Linked DNA regions of Homo sapiens: region 2 is linked to region 1. A link is a loop called in an ENCODE intact Hi-C map of the cell type or tissue named here. Cell type or tissue: mesothelial cell of epicardium. All regions are shown on one strand. Links, peaks and the distances in the headings refer to the core of each region. The heading gives the core; the rest is flanking DNA. Region 1 overlaps TREM1 (triggering receptor expressed on myeloid cells 1). Region 2 holds the start of NCR2 (natural cytotoxicity triggering receptor 2).

Evidence for each region. A loop is a pair of places that touch in the nucleus more often than their neighbours do. Peaks named below come from ENCODE experiments on the same cell type or tissue, not always from the same donor. Only the 100,000 strongest peaks of a DNase experiment are listed, where the experiment ranks them.
Region 2: a loop joins it to region 1, with 26 times the contacts of the local background. A loop is called at or near these places in 3 of 110 quality-filtered maps.

What each region holds. Positions count from the first base shown.
Region 1 is chr6:41,275,274-41,284,358 of GRCh38, forward strand. It overlaps TREM1 (triggering receptor expressed on myeloid cells 1), which reads right to left. Exons shown (of 4, transcript NM_018643.5): 2 at 7,122-7,478; 3 at 5,688-5,880; 4 at 1-957. The coding sequence ends at 852. Among named protein-coding and RNA genes, the nearest start is that of TREM1, 6.9 kb to the right of the region's middle. In mesothelial cell of epicardium, for the core only: no CTCF peak of the experiment used is centred there; a DNase peak (open chromatin) is centred at 3,858.
Region 2 is chr6:41,328,809-41,337,893 of GRCh38, forward strand. NCR2 (natural cytotoxicity triggering receptor 2) reads left to right here and starts at 6,800. Exons shown (of 5, transcript NM_004828.4): 1 at 6,800-7,120; 2 at 7,279-7,620. The coding sequence starts at 7,069. RefSeq lists an enhancer at 5,418-5,547. In mesothelial cell of epicardium, for the core only: no CTCF peak of the experiment used is centred there; DNase peaks (open chromatin) are centred at 2,738, 2,958 and 3,637.

The sequences.
Region 1 (9,085 bases), core at 706-8,705:
ATTTAGACACAGGCGGAACTCCTGGTTATTCTATTCTATATGGTTTTGGGGTCCTTCAGGTAAGGAGCGCTTCAGTTTTCACTCCTGCCAGTGGGCAGTGGCTTATTCATGTGGCCTCGTTCTAGTCACATACATTTCTGCCTTCACGGGGCTATTTTCAGGATCCAGCGATAAATGCACACAGGATGTCTGACATGGTCTGTTGTTGCTCTCCTATGGATCCCATCTCGGCCTGCCAGTATTTCCCCAGAAGAAGATACTCAGTTTAACTCTTTTCTCTGAGAAGGATGCACTTTCTCACCACGATGTCTTATTTCTCCAGGTTCCACAATCTTCAACACCCTTTTCTGGGAGTGTTGGAAAGAACCACACATAAGCATGAAACCCAAGTGTCTGATGCTAGAAAGAGGAAGTCCCAGCATGGGGCGAGCAGGATGCTTCTGTAGTGGGAGCTCTGTCCAGGTCAGGCCAAAATTGTATGGTCCAGGGCAAAACTGAGCAGGAGAAGTATCAGGTGTGCCTTCTGCATGTCACAGCCCCCACAAGAGAATTACGGTGAAAAGCATTGAGCTGTCTGTATTTCATGCCAACCCCAAGTGGCTGGTGGAATGAAGGACCAAGCATGTTTGGGGCTGTAACTTCTTTTCTGAGGCACAAATGCCCACCCAAGATTATTAGAGGAACGAGGGCAGTGGGCAGGAAGGTGAGACGCTGACTTTAGAAATAGCCGGTGATTACAGATTTAATTCATGTTATTAACTCCCTGCCTTTTACCTCCTCCCTCCTCCCTTGGCACAACTGCCAGATGGATGTGGCTGGAAGTCAGAGGACATTCTCGTGGGTTCGTGGGCCTAGGGTACAAATGACCTCAGCGTGACAGCAAACAGGACAGAGAAGACCAGGCTCTTACTCAGGAATCCACCAGCCAGGAGAATGACAATGTTGAACACCGGAACCCTGCGGGAGACAAGAGGCTGAACGCTACTGCTGGCAAAGTCTCTCCCACACGCACATGTTCCCTCTAGAAAATGCCTTCATGTCCCACTCTCCTCTGCTTAGATCCTTGCTCCACCTTTCCCGCACTGCCTGACCCTGTGCTTTTCAGTCTGTCTCATTGCCAAAAACTACTGATTAGAAACAATTCAGTGGAGAGTATAGGTCCCTGTCCAGGAGAGGCACTGGAGGGAGACAGTCGGGCTGATCAGCCCATCCTCCTCCCTGTGATGTGGTAGGGAGAGAGGACTCTGGCCAGGAAACCCGCTCTCTATTCTCAGTACCGTACCCTGCCTACTGGGATGGTCATCTCACCTCTTTAGCTCGGTTTCCTCACCTATAAACCGAGAAGAATCCACCCGTAGTGAAAATCTCATCATGAATTTTATAGATTTTGGCGAAATGATTCTAAGGTTTCTGGGTAAACATCAATAGGTATCATAATAAAAAGATGCAAAGGAGTGAGGGCACTTGGCCAGTTCCATCAGCAGACATGCAAGCAGATGAGAGCACAAGGATGTGGCATGGTAAGACACAGGGACAGACAGATGGCAATGGAACACAAAGGCCAGATGCAGAGCCAGTGCTATGCAGGAACATAATGTCTAAGGAAATCAGAGGTCCAGTGGATAAGCCGGACGTGGTAGCATGCACCCATGGTCCCAGCTACTTGGAGAGGCAGGAGGATCATTTAGTAAATAGTCTTGCAGTATCTGGACAGCAACATGGTAACGGTGTAGGCTTTTCTACAGTTTATAGCATGTAGCAGAATAAATCTTCCCCCGGACTAAACATTTAAATAAAATAAAAAAAAAACAATCCAAGAAAAGTCACCAGGAAATAGAATCAAACACATTAAGGAATAAAGCAAAGCAATTGATTTAAAATCAACACACCCACCTATACAAAACTTAAAACCACATGCACAAACTAGCAAAGAGGGAAACGGCGTAAAGGAGCTAGAAAGCAGAAAACTGCCTATTTGCCTGAAATCCACCCCCATTCAAGGGCCCTGACTTGTAGCACAGGGGACTACATTCCCAAGCCTGACTGGTCGAGTTCAGCAACTGGTGGGGGACAGGGGGCAGAGACGGGGGCAGGGATGGGGCAGAGAGACAGGCAGCAAGGGGCAGGGAGCCAGCATCTCTCTCACCCCTCACATGGTGGCGCACTCAGCATCCTCAGCATCTGCCCCGATTCCAGTGCTGCAACCTGAATGTCCTGGCTTCCGGGCTCTGCTCACTGCACCTCCTCCCCAAGTCTCTCCTGCCAGTGCTCTGCATTATCCACTCTGAGTGCTTTACCATTTTCCTATGCTGAACTCCTGGGGCATGTCCACTCCCAACAGGCCACCATCTGCATTTTTTTCGAGGCTGCACACAAGCTACCAACCCCCTGAAGGGCCAGGAATTCATGTGCTTGGCCTTGGTTAGAGCTGCCCTTGCTCAGTTACTGCCCCTTATAGGGACAACTCCAAATGTGACCCAGGAGTCCCCAGAGCTCCTTAACAAGACTGAGCCAGAGTTATCCTGTGAGATACCCCTTGGTTATGACACGCTTGCTTGGCTTCCTTCCCTTCCTGGTCCCACTTCCTCAATGGCTTTGCCAGAAATCACTTCCTAAAACATTTTTCTTTTTGTCTTTTTTTTTTTTTTTTTTTTTTAGAGAGAAAGAGAGCAGGATCTTGCTCTGTTGCCCAGGCTGGAGTACAGTGGCTTGATCACAGCTCACTGAAGCCTTGATCTCCCAGGCTCAAGTGATCCTCCTGCCTCAGCCTCCCGAGTAGCTGGGACCATGGGTGCATGCCACCATGCCCTGCTAATTTTTTTATTATTTTTTTGTAAAGACGGAGTCTTGCTATGTTGCCCAAGCTAATCTCAAATTCCTGGGCTCAAGTGATTCTCCCACCTCAGCCTGCCAAAGTGCTGGGATTATATGTGTGAGCCACAACACCTAGTCCTAAAACATTTTAACAAGACTTTACAGCTTGCTTCTGGGGAAACTACCTAGAGATAGGGTGATAGTGGCTACCTCTGCAGTGCCTCTCCATCCCCAGGATAGCGTCTCAGCTCTTCCATCACCTGGGCAAACAATTCCCTGCATTAAATTCCTTCGTTTCATGGCTGGATGTGGTGGCTCACACTTGTAATCCCAGCACTTTGGGAGGCCGAGGTGGGAGGATCACTTGATCCCAAGAATTCGAGATCAGCCTGGGCAACACAGGGAGACCCCCATCTCTACAAAAATAATAAAAAGTATTAGCTGTCCTGGTGGTATGCACCTGTGGTCCCAGCTACTTGGGAGGCAAAGGTGGGAGGAGGTTGAGGCTACAGTGAGCCATGATCGTGCCACTCCACTCCAGCCTGATTGACAGAGTGAGACCGTGTCTCAAAAAAAAAAAGAAAAGAAAAAGAAAAAAAGCTTCTTCTTTTCAAACAGCTAGTGTGGATTCCACTTTCCAGACTGGATTTTGGCTGAAAGGATAGTTCATATTAGATGATAGATAAAGTTAACAGATAAAAGAGAGATGCAGTCTCTAGCAGCAAGGCAGGAGAATAGGGTCTGGAGGCAGGAACGTAAGACCAATTCATGCTGAATCATGGAGCAACACCAAGGTCTAGGGGCAAGAAATCTAGGATGGATTCGTGCTGACTTCCCATAGCTGGATCAAAAGGAAAACTCCTGGGGCTGGGGTCAGGGAACCTAAGGCCAATTAACATAAACTTTCTAAAGCTAAAACAAAAGGAAAAACCCCATCTCCCCATGCCCCAGCAGCAAAGAATCAAAGGCTACTCTCCCTACAGCCCTCCCCCTTCCACCACGTCTCAGCTGGAAAGGGAGAGTGTCTTAGATTGGCCCTGAGCCAAGCAGAGACGACCATCCCTTTACCCACAGAGGGCGCCAATTCACCTTAGCCTTTAGTTAGCCACAAACCAAATGCTTCATCCAGATAAGGGGTAACTGGGAGGAACTTCACGTGGAGTACTTAAAACCCAGAAAACTTTGTAACTTGGCCCTTGAGCCACTTGCGTGGGGCCACTTCTACCCTGGGGAGCGCTTTCTCGCTTAAATAAATTCCTGCTTTCACTGCTTCATTCCTTTGTTACTTTGTGCGTCTTCTCCAATACTTTGATTAAAAGGCCCAGAACCTGGACAGCTTACACTTAAGGCCCTCCTTCCGGTAAAAGTAAGAATATGGGCAAAGATTATGTTCTCTTAACTTATGTATTGCAAAATGAAAGTAGAGGAAAAAAAAAAATTGACTCTTAGTAGATCATTCGTTTGATTTATTCCACAGAAGTTTAATGAGCACTTTGTTCCCCAAACAACATAATGGGGAAAAAGGCACTGCCACTACCCATATGGAGGTGGAGTCTACACTCATAGAGAAATTAGAGCAGGCACCAGTTCACATTTGTTTTAGCAGGAATGTGATTTAACTCACACTATTTAATGATTTAAAAGACTAAATCCGTGTCTGTAAGCCTGCCATGACACTGCTTTATTTATGCTTAATGGATCACACTGCAAATTGTTTCCAATCTTTTGGAAGACCATTGGTAGATGCTATTTGTATACAAAATGATATCAGTGTTTAAATTATCTCATGGAAATTTCGAGTTAATTATTTAAAAGAAGAAAAATATATCTGCAAGAATATGTTTATCTCAGAGTTATCAACACTATATCAATGTCTAAGAACAGGCCAATGGTTATGTAAGTTATGGCTTTCCCAATTGATAGAAAAATATGCACTCATTGAAATTATATTTATGAAATTTAGGTAGCAGCATCAAAGAATAATTTCAGCAAGGAAAAGAATAAAAACATGTATAATTAGACTTACTGCCATATTAAAATATGTATAAACATGAATAAAGACTAGAAGAGAATATGAGAAAAAAGACATGTTAGACTAGTGGTGATGTGGAAAAGTATTTCCATCCTGATAATTCAGTATTTAATGATAAACACATTCTAATATAAATCAACATTTAATAACTGTAAAGAGGTGTGAAATTGCTAAGTTAGTGGTTCTTAAGTTTGCCTACACATTAGAAATCTCCTAAACATCTTATTAAAAATACTGAGAGGGACCTCATCTGCAAAAATTCTGATTCTATTTATCTATAATTGGGCACATGCAACAATGTTATTTAAAAAACAATAAGGCAAAAACCAATACTGCATTTAGCCCCAGCTCCAGCTCCTGCTGAGAGTTATTAGGTGGACAATGTCTTCCAGCTTTGGGTTTCTACCATGCCTACTGAATTGTCAAAGAAGCTAAAGCCAGAGAGGGTTCCTGACTCACCCAAAGTCACATTCAGTTAGTCAGGCCAACACTAGATCCAGGGCCCCTCACTCAGAGTGCTTTCCCACTGCCCATCAGGCCCCTGGGGTTGGATGAGCTCCACTGGAACTTGGGGAAGATGCCATTTCCCTCTCTTTAATACTCAGGTTGCAAGGAAACAAAGAAGGTGAACTGGGGAGAAGGACAGCCTGGCTGAGAGCCTCCCCTATTCTCCATCACCACTTCCTTCTTCCCCTGGACATTTCTACCCAGACTAATGTGACTCAAGTCTTCTCCTGCCCCACCCTCCCCTTTCCCTCACTTTCACATCCTCTCAGCACACAGACTGGGAAACAAAGGGCTCAGTGTCCAAACCAGGGGCCCAGGGACCTGGAAACTATACCTGATGATATCTGTCACATTTGTAAGGTTGATTTCAGAGTCAGGAGTGGAGACATCGGCAGTTGACTTGGGTGGAGCTTGGGTCACAGTTCTGGGGCTGGTATAGAGTGGGCACAAGGCCTTAGTGGTGGTAGGAGGAATCTTATACACATTCTGGGTAGAATTCTCATTGGAGCCAGGGGTCCCTGAAAAACCTGCAAGAAGACACATTGGATGGATGGATGGACAGATGGATGATGAATGGGTGGATGGGTGGGTGAATGGATGTATGGATGTATGGATGAAAATGTGGATGAGTTGATGGACGGGTAGGTGGTACGGTAAATGAAGCTGAGGAGGGAAATGAGCATGGCCCAAATGCAAAGTTTTCCTTTGCTAAAGCCAAAGAAATACTGTGGAGTCAACCTGAGTCAGAAATCGAAAAAAGGAAAGAAGAAAAAAAGGGCAGGAAGTGAGGGAGAGCAGAAAGAGAGAAGAAGAAAGGAATTTTTTGTCATTCGTACTGTTGGAAATGAACTTGCCTTCTGTTCTTCACCAATTCTTGTGCCCCAACCTTCTCCAAGAATAATTCCAGGCTTACTTGATTCACTCTGCCTTTCGTTCACCTGGCTTATGGCATATTGCTTTAAAAGTTATCTTTTATTAATATATTGTGTGTGCACCTTGTCTTCCTCAGGCTTAGAATTCCCCAGGTGCTGGGAACTTGAGCCTGCTTCCCTTTCCTCTGTCTTCCATAATTCATTCCTTAATGCAACATCTCCTGAGGGCCTACTTTGTGTCAGAAACTACATTATTTGCTAGGGGTGCAGAGCCCAGGAAGGCACAGGTGCTTCCCTCAAGCAGTTCTGAAATGAATAGGGTACAGATAAGTAAACCCCCCTCTCCTATCCAGTGAGTAGAGTTGTGTACAAGGGGACACAAAATGAGCTCTGGAGACTTGCTCCCCCAAAATGGGAGCCATGGACCATCAGCATTGGCATCACCTGGGAGATCAATAGAGATGCAGACCCCTGTACCCATTCAGTTGGAGTGTGCATTTGAAATAAGATCCCCAGGTGGTCTGTGCCCACAGAAAGATGTGAGAGGGGCTGCTTCAGAAGCACACAGGCATGCCACCAAACGCATCCTTGGGAGGGGGAGTCAGGACATGACTTCTAAGTGGAGAACAAAGAATGGGACTAAATTATCCCAAATCTACCACTCACCTTAATTGTACCCCAATTCCTACCACAGCACCCAAAATTAGGCTGTGCTATCCAAGGAGAATCTCATGCATGGAAGGTTCTACTTACTACTGGACCTTAGATGAGAGATAAAGAGGTCCTGGGAGGAAGACAGACTGCTGGGAATCCTGAACCCCAGCTCTGCTGATGCTACCACCACTGCCCCTTTCCTCACCTGGCCCTTCTTTCCCCCCAAGTCCCAGGCCACTCACCCTTGGTCACCACCAAGCGGATGCGATCGAACAGCATGTGAGGCTCCTTGGGAGGCTGGTAGATCACACACTGATACAGTCCAGAATCTTCCACTTGAAGGTTGACCATTCGGACGCGCAGTAAACCATGATCATGGTAGTCTTCTAGTATGATCCTCCCCACTTGGACTGGATGGGAATTCTTTGAAGGCCTCTCTGTGCATGCCAGGGTCTTGGGCATCTCTCCGTCCCTTATTATCTGCCAAGCTTTCTGGCTGCTGGCAAACTTCTCTAGCGTGTAGTCACATTTCACATCCAGGGTCTGCCCCTCTTTCAGTTCATACTTTTCCTCAGTTAATTTAGTTGCAGCTCGGAGTTCTATAAGCAGGGAAAGAGAATGGGTTCTGTGAGGAATTATTTTTCTCTCTCTGAGTGGGGAAAAAGGAGAGGAGCCCCCTGTTTTTCTTGTCCAACCACCCATATTTCAGATGAGGTTCTTGAGGCCTCCAGAGAAAATACAACTTGCCCTGCAAGCCAGCACTAGACCTCAGATCTTTCCACTGTGAGTAGGTTTTTTACTATAAGAGACTGCATATGGTGCATGAGGATCAAATTTCATAAATGATCAGAAGAGGAAGACTGACTTTGAGAGGAAGAAACTGCCTGCCTGGAGACAGAACATGGGATATTGTACTAAGACCACGAGTGGCTGCAGCATGGTGGGAGGGATCGATTACAAGGGCGTATGACATAAAAAGTGAACGCAAAGACACGGTGCTAGCAGAGAGTGGCTCCAAGGACACCTTGAGGAACTTCATCTAAGTCAGGGCAAGGAGATCAGCTCAAAAGACCTTTGGACAAACAGTGAGGAAGCCGTCTGGAGGGCATGATGGGCATGGATATCTGACTGCCTGGCACTCCTTTTTCCCTTCCTTGGGTAGCAGAGCACCCCTTTCCAAGGGAACGATCCTGTGTGGCTCTACTGTTGGGGCAGCCCACATTCTCAAGGATGGGCACAGGACACAGGATTTGCCAATCCAAGTACCCCATCTCGGGGCCAGGCACAGTGGCTCACGCATGTAATCCCACACTTTGGGAGGATGAGGAGGTCAGATCACCTGAGGTCGGGAGTTCGAGACCAGCCTGGCCAACATGGTGAAACCTTGCCTCTACTAAAAATACAAAAAAATTAGCCAGGCATGGTGGTGCACACCTGTAGTCCCAGATACATGGGAGGCTGAGGTGGGAGAATCACTTGAACCCGGGAGGTGGAGGTTACAGTGAGCCAAGATCACAACACTGCACTCCAGCCTGGGCCACAGGGCAAGACTCTGTTAAAAAAAAAAACACACACACACACACACACATACACAAAGTACCCCATCTCCCTGCCAGGCTGATTGGTTTAGGAAGGAGCACATGGCTGAGCTGGACCAATCAGAGTCCTCCCTGAGACTGCTGTAGCCATTAATGGAAATGCTTCTTGCTGGGATTCACAGGTCAATGAGATGTGAAACTTTATTATGTGAAACTTTCTACCACGTAGGAATAGGCTGCCCGAGAATGGCTAAACAGGCAGAAAGTGAGTGGGAGGAAGGAAGAGGGGGATAGTGGAGGGGAGAGAAAGAAAGAGAGAAAAAAACCCACGTTATCTGAGTCATGGACTCAGCTGTGCTCCAAAGGAGCACCCCTTGTACTTCCCAGTTACCTGAGCCAAGAAATGCCCCCTCCTATTTTTGATGTCACGGAGTCACAGCAGTGGTTCTCCACTGGGGAGCAATTTTTGCTCCCCGCCACAACTCTCCCTGAAACACTGGACAATATCTAGACATTTTTGGTTGTTATAACCAGGGAGAGGGGTGGATGCTACTAACATCTAATGGATACCAGGCTAAGCAATCTACAGTGCACAGGACAGCCCCCACAACAAAGAATCATCCCACCCCAAATGTCAATAGTGCCATGTTTGAGAACCCCTGGGTTAC
Region 2 (9,085 bases), core at 258-8,257, 53 kb after region 1:
TGCCTGCAGCCCCAGGACCTTGGCTGTGCCAGAACCCAACAGACTGTTGATCACTCCTTTACTAGCTCCCCTAGCAGTCTTCAGCAGCTCTTCTCCTGCCCACATTGCCTAGTGGCAAGTTTGTTTAATTACCCTCTCTGCAGGCTCATCTCCTGTATATTGTGTTCTCACTTATTCCCTTACACTTTCATTTCCAAGTGTATTGCCTCAGAGTCTTTCGGAGAAGCCCCTTACCTTAGGCACAGGAAAGCCATGGTTCATGACCTGTCCTGGGGCCACCACCCACATGCCCCACCAATGTTGGCCCCAGGATCCAAAGTCACTGGGTCCTCTGCTTTGCCCATTTTTTTCATTCCACCTCCCTTTTTGGCCAGGCACAGTGGCTCACGCCTGTAATCTCAGCACTTTGGGAGGCCAAGTGGGCAGATCACTTGAAGTCAGGAGTTCAAGACCAGTCTGGCCAACATGGTGAAACCCCGTCTCTACCAAAAATACAAAAATTAGCCAGGTGTGGTGGCGGGCGCCTCTAATCCCAGCTTCTCAGGAGGCTGAAGCAGGAGAATCATTTGAACCCAGGAGGCGGAGGTTGCGGTGAACCGAGATCGTGTCACTGAACTCCCACCTGGGCAACAGAGCGAGACTCCATCTCAAAAAATAAAAATAAAACGCTTTTTAATACAATATTTTAAATATTATATTCATTACACAATCAACATATATATGTATATATATATAAAGACTTTTTATTAAAAACAAACATTGCAGATGTTGGTCGAAGTGTACAAAGTTTCAGTTAGACAGGATGAATAAGTTCTGGAGATCTATTATACAGCGTGGTGACTACAGTTAATAATAATATATTGTGTACTTGTAAAGTACTAAGAGAGGGCCAGGCACGGTGGCTCACACCTGTAATCCCAGCACTTTGGGAGGCTGAGGCGGGCGGATCATGAGGTCAGGAGATCGAGACCCTCCCGGCTAACACAGTGAAACCCCGTTTCTACTAAAAATACAAAAACAAAACTGCTAAAAATACAAAAACAAAATTAGCCAGGCATGGTGGCAGGCCCTGTAGTCCAAGCTACTCAGGAGGCTGAGGCGGGAGAATGGTGTGAACCCGGGAGGCAGAGCTTGCAGTGAGCTGAGATCACGCCACTGCACTCCAGCCTGAGCGACAGAGCGAGACTCCGTCTCAAAAAAAAAAAAAAAGGACTAAGAGAGTAGATCTTAAATGTTTACACCACAAAAAAAGATAAGTATGTGAGGTGATGGATATGTTAAATCAGCGTGATTTAATCATTCCACCATGTATACATATATCCAAGCATCTTGTAATACACTAAAAATATACAATTTTTATTGGTCAGTTATACCTTACTAAAGCTGGGTAAAGGAACAAACATTGCAACAGACTACAGATAAAGTTCCCTTCACCACTTCTTCCCCAACATTCATCATAGTTATTGCCCCAAAAGACTGCTATTATTAGTTTGATGTATAGCTTTTCACAAACAGAAAATTTCTGTGTTTGTACAGATAAGAGGTTTATGTGCACAGACAAACCATTTTGAGTTCAGTTTACTGTATATAAGTGGGATTATACCATACATGTCATTCTGCAGCAATTATTAAATTTAACAAGATGTTTGGAGATCTAGCTACATTTGCACACAAGCTGTATTCTTTTTTAACCTTTACATGGTGCTGTATAGAAGACGTGGACCAGAAGTTATGTTATTAATTCCCCTGTGGAGATCATTATTATAAACAATCAGTGATGAGCGTCTTTGTAAATCTCCTTTTGTGCCTGTGTGTGTATTTCTCAAGGATGGGTGAATCCTTGAAATGGAATTGACAAGTCAAGGAATGCACATATTAAACATCTTAGATCCTTATTATTTGCATTCAGAAATGCTGAACAGTTTCTATTCCCACTTTGAACATAACACCCACTTCTCCACACCCTTGCCAAGAGAGTAGGACAAGCTTTTAAAATATTTGTCAAATTAATGAATAAATATTGCAATTTGTTTTAATCTGTAAATATCTGATGAATAAGGAGATAAGACATTCTTGCAAATATCTCTGAGAATGTTTATTTCAATTATTGAAAGTTGCTCATCCATTTCATGAATTATTGACATTAATTCTAAATTCAGGTGTTCTGTGTGCTTGTATTGATGGTTTACCTTCATGCTATTAATTTTTCTCAAATGTATGAGATACTTGATTGTCAAATAGTATTAATGCATAGATGAATTGAGGGAATATTCTCATGTTGGTATTTTGAGCTGTTGAGGCTTCTACTTCTGACATTCTAATTTTTCTTATTTTGTTTTTAACACTCGGAAATCAAACGTATCGGTGGCCACTTTTCTTGTTTAACTTGGATTTATCTTTTTTTTATTTATTTATTTTCTTCCATTTACAAAGATAGGGGGCTGGAAGAGAGAATGCCAGGGGGTCCAGTGGGCCACACCGACCCTTTCTTCCCTCCATGTTCCCCGTTAGAATCTAAGCACAGAAGGAAGAAGGCCTACTTTTCCAGACAGTAGGGCCTTCTCTTGGCTTGCAGAAGTGCATTTGAAATGGAGGTGGCAGAGATGGGATACCACACCGGGCCAGGCCTTGTGGAACCTGCAATGCATTCCCTGCAGAGTGATCTCCAGTAGGCTTCGGAGAGAGTAAGGGCTGGGGCCCTGTCAAGATGCTGCACAGGGAGAATTCCCCCAGGAGCTGTCCACAGGAGCCCCTGAGAAGGTGGAGGCTGAAGGGAGGAGTCAGCTAAGGGCAGATGTGCAGATACGTGTTTGAGCTGGGCAGCCTGAACTTGGCAGAACAGAGCGGGGACAGAGGGGAGCCGGAGCTGGCCGTGGTGGTGACTGAGTGATTTAGGGAAATTAAAGCAAGAGGGGAGATCATGGAGGAGGAAGATTCTCAGGTTGGGCAAAGAGGCTGAACTGGGTTTGGTCTCCCCTGTTTGGGGCGTTGGATCAGATGCACAGGGAGTGTTCCAGAGGGGCTGGGGACAGCAATGTGGGAGGGTCCCACCACAGCAGGGATTTAGGTACTGGTAGGTGTCTTCTGCAGGCACTGGATGGCCCCTTCCTTACTCATTATCTCAGCTGTCCCAGAGTGGCAAGAGCTGAGCATCGCCCCTCGGCCTGTGCTGAGCTGAAGCCTTCAGAGACCTCCATAGCTGCTGCCCCCAGGGTGTTCGTGAAGTGTGTGCACCGCCTGGCCCTGCTCCTCTCCAGGACTGCCCTTCTCCAGCTCTGTCACCCCCTAACTTGGGGCTGGTTTCTATGGAGCAGAGTGGTCTGCTGAAGGAGGGAGTGCTGAAGGAGGGAGTGAGTGTCTGTGTGAGTGTGGGTGCACTTGGGTGAGGGCCTGAGAGTTTAAAGGCAAGGATCTTGATTGGCCTGTAATAAGCAAATGAGCAAACAGAGATGACGGCCAAAGGATATTGAAATCGATGTTAAACATAATTTTCTAACCCTACCCCTGATTTTTGTCTCATCTTCTGAGGCTGACCACCTTTACCAGCACAGCTGTCCCCACTGTGCTCCATTTCGCTCCTCCTCTCTGGCCCCAGGCCAAACCCAGCCATACTCCCCCTGCTCCAGCCTGCAGCTCGGGAGCACATGAAGGGCTGACAGCACCAGGCAGCACAGAGACCGGGGCCCTGGGGGCGGCTGAACGGGGTGAGGGGGTTGGAGGATGGGGTTGGTTCCATGGAGTAAGGAAGGAGAAGAAGCAGGGAGAACCCAGCTGGGGAGATGGCTGCTTCCTGCACTCCCTGAGCCCAGGCCTCCCGCAGGGTGCTTAGGGTGGAAGCCTGGTTCTGTGCCTGACCCACCCTGAACTTCCTGTGAGGGAGCTGTGCGCCCAGACTGCAGCCTTGTGTGGGCAGTAGCTCAGGTCCCTCTGACCTCTCTGGCAGGGAAAAAGCTGCTCTGAGACCAGATGCTTTGAACCTGGCATCCTGGGACCAGGAAGGGCCATTGTTATGGGACCATTGTCATGGGAGCAGGAATAACCCTGTCAGGGCAATTGATGACTGAAGGATCCTGCTGGAGCTGGGGCAGAGAGCCATTGGGGTCAGAGGTATAAGCAGACTTGTTGGGGTTCAGGGAGAAGACTCCTTGGATCTGCAAAAGGCAAGCCTGGATGAAGAGTAAGGAAGTGCCCATGGAGAATCTCTGAGCCCAGGAGGAGCACCAGGTCAGGAGAGAGGAGGCCTGGGTGCTAGTCCTGGTTTGGCCCTGAAATAGCTGAGTGACTGTGGAAAGGCTACTTGCCTTCTCTGGACCTCATCTCCCTCAGTTGTGAAATCAGCACTGAGAGAAATTCCCTTTTGTCCCTGCTACTTCTGGTTCTATCATGGGGGAAATTTACAGCTACCCCTTCACCCCTGCCCAGCCTAGCTTAGCCCTGTGCTGCGTTTTGGGGATCACCTCCAGACCTCTACGGCTCCCTGCTTTCCCCATTTCTGCATCAGAGGCCAGCCCTCCCTTCCCATGGACCTACCCAGGCTCGGAGCCACTGTTGCAGGCTAGACTGGGCCTTGCTAGAAAAGCAAGTACATGAAGTCTCCAGCTCTCCCAGCTCCTTCTCTGGGTTCCTGTGAGTGTGTGTGACAATGAGTTTGGGAGAGGAGGTTGCTGAGGTTCCCAAGTTCTCTGAGGGACCTTCTCAGAGGGTGGGCAGGGAACCCAGAATCCCCCAGAACCCCAGGCTCTTTGACAGGACTTTGCTGTGCCCTGCTCTGATCGTGCCAAGGGGGAGGCACTATCCCTAGCTCTTCAAGAGACTTCTGAAAGGGCCCCAGATCCCACCACAGCTACCTGCCCCAGTCCCTCCTGCAGAAATTCAACTTGTGACAAGGGCTGTTGTGGGTCCCCAGGGAGCAGGGCCAGTCCCAGCCTGGATGAGGGGCTGCCTAAGCCCAGGCTTCCCTGCCCCCAGGTCCCAGATGCCAGAGGAAGCTGAGCGTGCAGATGGTTCCAGCAGGGGCCTCCCCCTAGGGTGCTCAAGGCCCCAAGTCTATGTGGAGGGTGCCCACCCCACTCACACAGGTGGGGAAGCCACAACACAGAGAGAGGGGCAGATTCCCCGCTTTGAGAGCTCCTGTCCCCTGGGGAGAGACGACACACTCTGACACAGCAGAGAACGATACAGAGCTGGCTGCAGGCTGAAGAGACACACAGCTAGTGGCACATAGCAAGGGGTGCTCTTGTAAGCTACAAGAAGGAGCTGTCACTTAGAGTCAGCAGGGGTCAGAGAAGGGGAAAGTCAGCATGGGAACACAGTTGCTGACACACACACACACACACACACACACACACACACACACACGGTGACGTGCCTCGGTGCCATCTGAGGACAGGGCCGCCTTCCTCCCCCTCGGGAGGATGCCCCCACCCTGATTTGGTATGTAATTATGTTCAGGGAGAAGCTGGGCCCCACTGTCGGCGAGGAAACCCCCTAAAAGCTCACCTCCGCCTGTGTGTGCAATTCAGTGGGAGCCTCTTTCTCACCCCTGGTTTCCTGTCATGTCTGTGGGTCGCATTTCAACCAGACCAGCCGGAAGGCTCCAGACCGAAGTCAGGAGGCCTGTTCTGGTCCTGTGTGACTCTGAGCAGGTGGCTGACCATATCTGGGCCTCAGTTCTCACATCTGTGAAAAAGAGAAGTAATGTCTCCCTCGCGAACCTGCTGAGGGTCTTGAGAAAGTGTGCATGAGAATGCTTTGTAAATAATGCTTGTGTGAGTGAGTGGCGGGCATCGCTCCCTGAGCTGTCTTCTAGCTCTGGAGCTCCAGCCTGCTTTCCCACCTTGGGCCCTTGGGCGCCAACATCTGATAGCCCTACTGTGTCCTCCTTTTGCATACCCCTCTGCCTTTCCCATTCTCAGTCTCTGCATACTCCTACTGTAAGGAGAAGGGCAGTGTACTGAGATGGAGTGGAGAGCAGGAGTCCAGGGGCAGGCAAAGCAGTGGACTTGGAATCGAGTCCACTTGACAAGTTCCAATTCCCGTCTCAGTTATTACCTCTGTTCACAGAGCTCCCGGCAGCAGATCGCCAGTCCAGCAGAGCCCCCAGTGGTGCAACTGCAATTACACACAGTGTCTCTACCAGTCCTAAGATATATTAGCTCGTTCTCTTTGTAAATTGCATCGTATTTTAAAACTGAATCTTCAAAGTGCTGACATTAACTAAAGAAAAATATGCTAGAGTCTTTCATCTGTTTATGTTTTAATTAAACAATATTTCTCCAGGGTCCTTAAGTGGCAGAGGTCCAGGATGCAGAGATGAGGCCAGGTCCTGGTTCCTGGGCTCCCTCTACCCCACCCCACTGATGCATCCCATGCTCCGTGTGCTCTTCCCACCCTCCCCTCCCCGACCTTTGCCAGGGACCCTCCCTAGCCTCCCTTGCTGGTTTTGAATCTCCACCTCCTCTCCCCTCTCCTTTCCCGCACCCACGAAACTCCCAGAGTGGAAGCACATCACTGACCCACCATGGAGGCCTGGGCATGACGTCCCTGGCCATCCTGTGACCAGTGAGGCTTGGGGCTTGTGATCAGGGTTCCAAGTGCCCCTGAGTTTGTCATCCACCCTCAGCCTGCCTTTCCCTGGAAAGGGCGGCAAAGCTAGGGCCCTGCAAAGAAGAGAGGCAGCACACAGAGGGAGCAAGGGGGAAGCAGTCCATAACTCGCCCACAGTTTCCTCCTGGCCTTTTCAGCTCCTCCCTCAGGGGTAGGTCATGGTGGGGAGGGGCAGCTGGGCACAGGGGAGAGCAGGCATCTTCTACAGAGGCCTGGGAAGCTGTGTGCCAGACAGCGCCGAGCCCACCAGACCCAGACTCACCTACAGCTGGAGATCCCCACTTCCCTGTGCCCACAGAATCTGCCCTTTGCAGTCTCCCATCTCCCCAACCCAGGCCTCAGCCTGTCTCATTTTTCTATCAGACGTGCTGGAAGAGCAGCAGAATCAGGCCCAGCTCCCAATTCCCTCTCCCCAGTCTTCTCCAGGTGTCCCCTCCCATGAGCGCACAGGAAAAGGACCACATGGCCTGGCGAGCCCTACACCCACTGCTACTGCTGCTGCTGCTGTTCCCAGGTGAGGGGGAGGAGGAGCCCAGGGAGCAGAGGAGATGGGTGTGGTGGGGACTGTCAGGACAGCAGGGTCAGGGAGCAGGTGGCTCTGTGGCCAGAGGCCTGCTGTGAGGCAGGTTGTGCGCGTGGCCTTGACCTATGCGTTACTTCATCATTCTCCAGGCTCTCAGGCACAATCCAAGGCTCAGGTACTTCAAAGTGTGGCAGGGCAGACGCTAACCGTGAGATGCCAGTACCCGCCCACGGGCAGTCTCTACGAGAAGAAAGGCTGGTGTAAGGAGGCTTCAGCACTTGTGTGCATCAGGTTAGTCACCAGCTCCAAGCCCAGGACGATGGCTTGGACCTCTCGATTCACAATCTGGGACGACCCTGATGCTGGCTTCTTCACTGTCACCATGACTGATCTGAGAGAGGAAGACTCAGGACATTACTGGTGTAGAATCTACCGCCCTTCTGACAACTCTGTCTCTAAGTCCGTCAGATTCTATCTGGTGGTATCTCCAGGTGAGCTCTTTCCCTAGGGTCCTCAGAGGGGTGCCCCTCACCCCCTTTTGGTGCCTCCATCACCCCTGGTTTCCCAATCGTGGAAGCCACCCATGCCCACGCCCCAGTCTCCTGGGAAGGCTGTTGGGAACAGGTGCAGGGGGAACTCATATGTGCACAAGAGCAGCCATCTCACAGTCTGCATGACTCCCAAGCCTGCAGCCTGGGCCTCCTGAGAGATGCTGAAACAGACCCGGTGAGCATGCTGACCAGTCAGCCTATATGACCCTGCTACAGGAGGGCAGGACCACCCGGCATCTTTGGTACATAGTAGGTGCCCAGGAAAGGTGCATCCACTGGCTGCCCCCACCATGTAGAGCCAGTGGTATCTGGGTAGTCTAGATACCAAGATACTATGGGTATCCCTCATAGTCCAGATCGGGGACTAAGAATGAGTGAAAAAAACTAAGAATGAGTGAAAAAAAATCAAAAGAAAAACAATATTTTGTGACATACAGGAAATTCAAATTTCAGTGCCTATAAGTGGAGTTATTTTTTGGAACACAGCCATGCCCACTCAATTACCTATTGTCTGTGGCCCTTTTCATGCTGTGACAGCAAAATTGAGCAGCTGTGACAGAGACCACATGGCTCATCCCTGACCCTTTACAGAAAGTGTGCCAAACTCCTGCTCAGAGCAGAGCTACCCACAGTTCCTGTGGAAGAGGACCTTCTAAAAAAAAATCTGCAATTCACATGAGTAATTTTTTTTGTAAAATACAGTAAAAAAAAATTACTAGAAAAATAAGAAAAAGATATATAAAGTACAAGCCCAACATTTATTAAATTTGACAAACATAAAATTACATTTTAATGAATACAATCAGAACAAATATCACATAGGGAAAAATTTATAAAAACTGTATACATTGTTCATTTGAAAGTGTGCCTAAAGGTGATTGATGTAGTGGCTTAACGGTATACCCATAACGTTTTGTCATTCCTCAGTTAAAACTAAGTACAAAGCTAGAAGGGAAATTGCAGTTCTCCATATTAAATGCCAATATGCACCCTTCAAACAAACACCCTGTCTTTCCGTTTTTAAGGATTATAATGTGACAAATGAGCACTTTTCTTACTTGGTAACTTTCCTAATCTGAGAACTATTTATGACACCACATCACTTAGGAGATAATGTATAAAGAAATTGTGTTGATTTTTTTTAAAATAATACTCACAGTAGAAGCCCAGAAAACTGGTCTCACGGAGGTATAATGTCAGAAATAGAAGAAATTTTAAAGCAATTCCGACAAGCTCAACAGTTTTATATTTAACTTTTACAAAAGGAAGCAAGCGATGCTGTAATTTCAAAATGCATCTTCAATCCTTTATCAGTAGCCAGTTCCAAAACTTTATCCTAAAACTTATAGTTTAAATTATCTTTCGATGGGAAAATATGGATTCTAGATCTATGAATTTCCTCTGC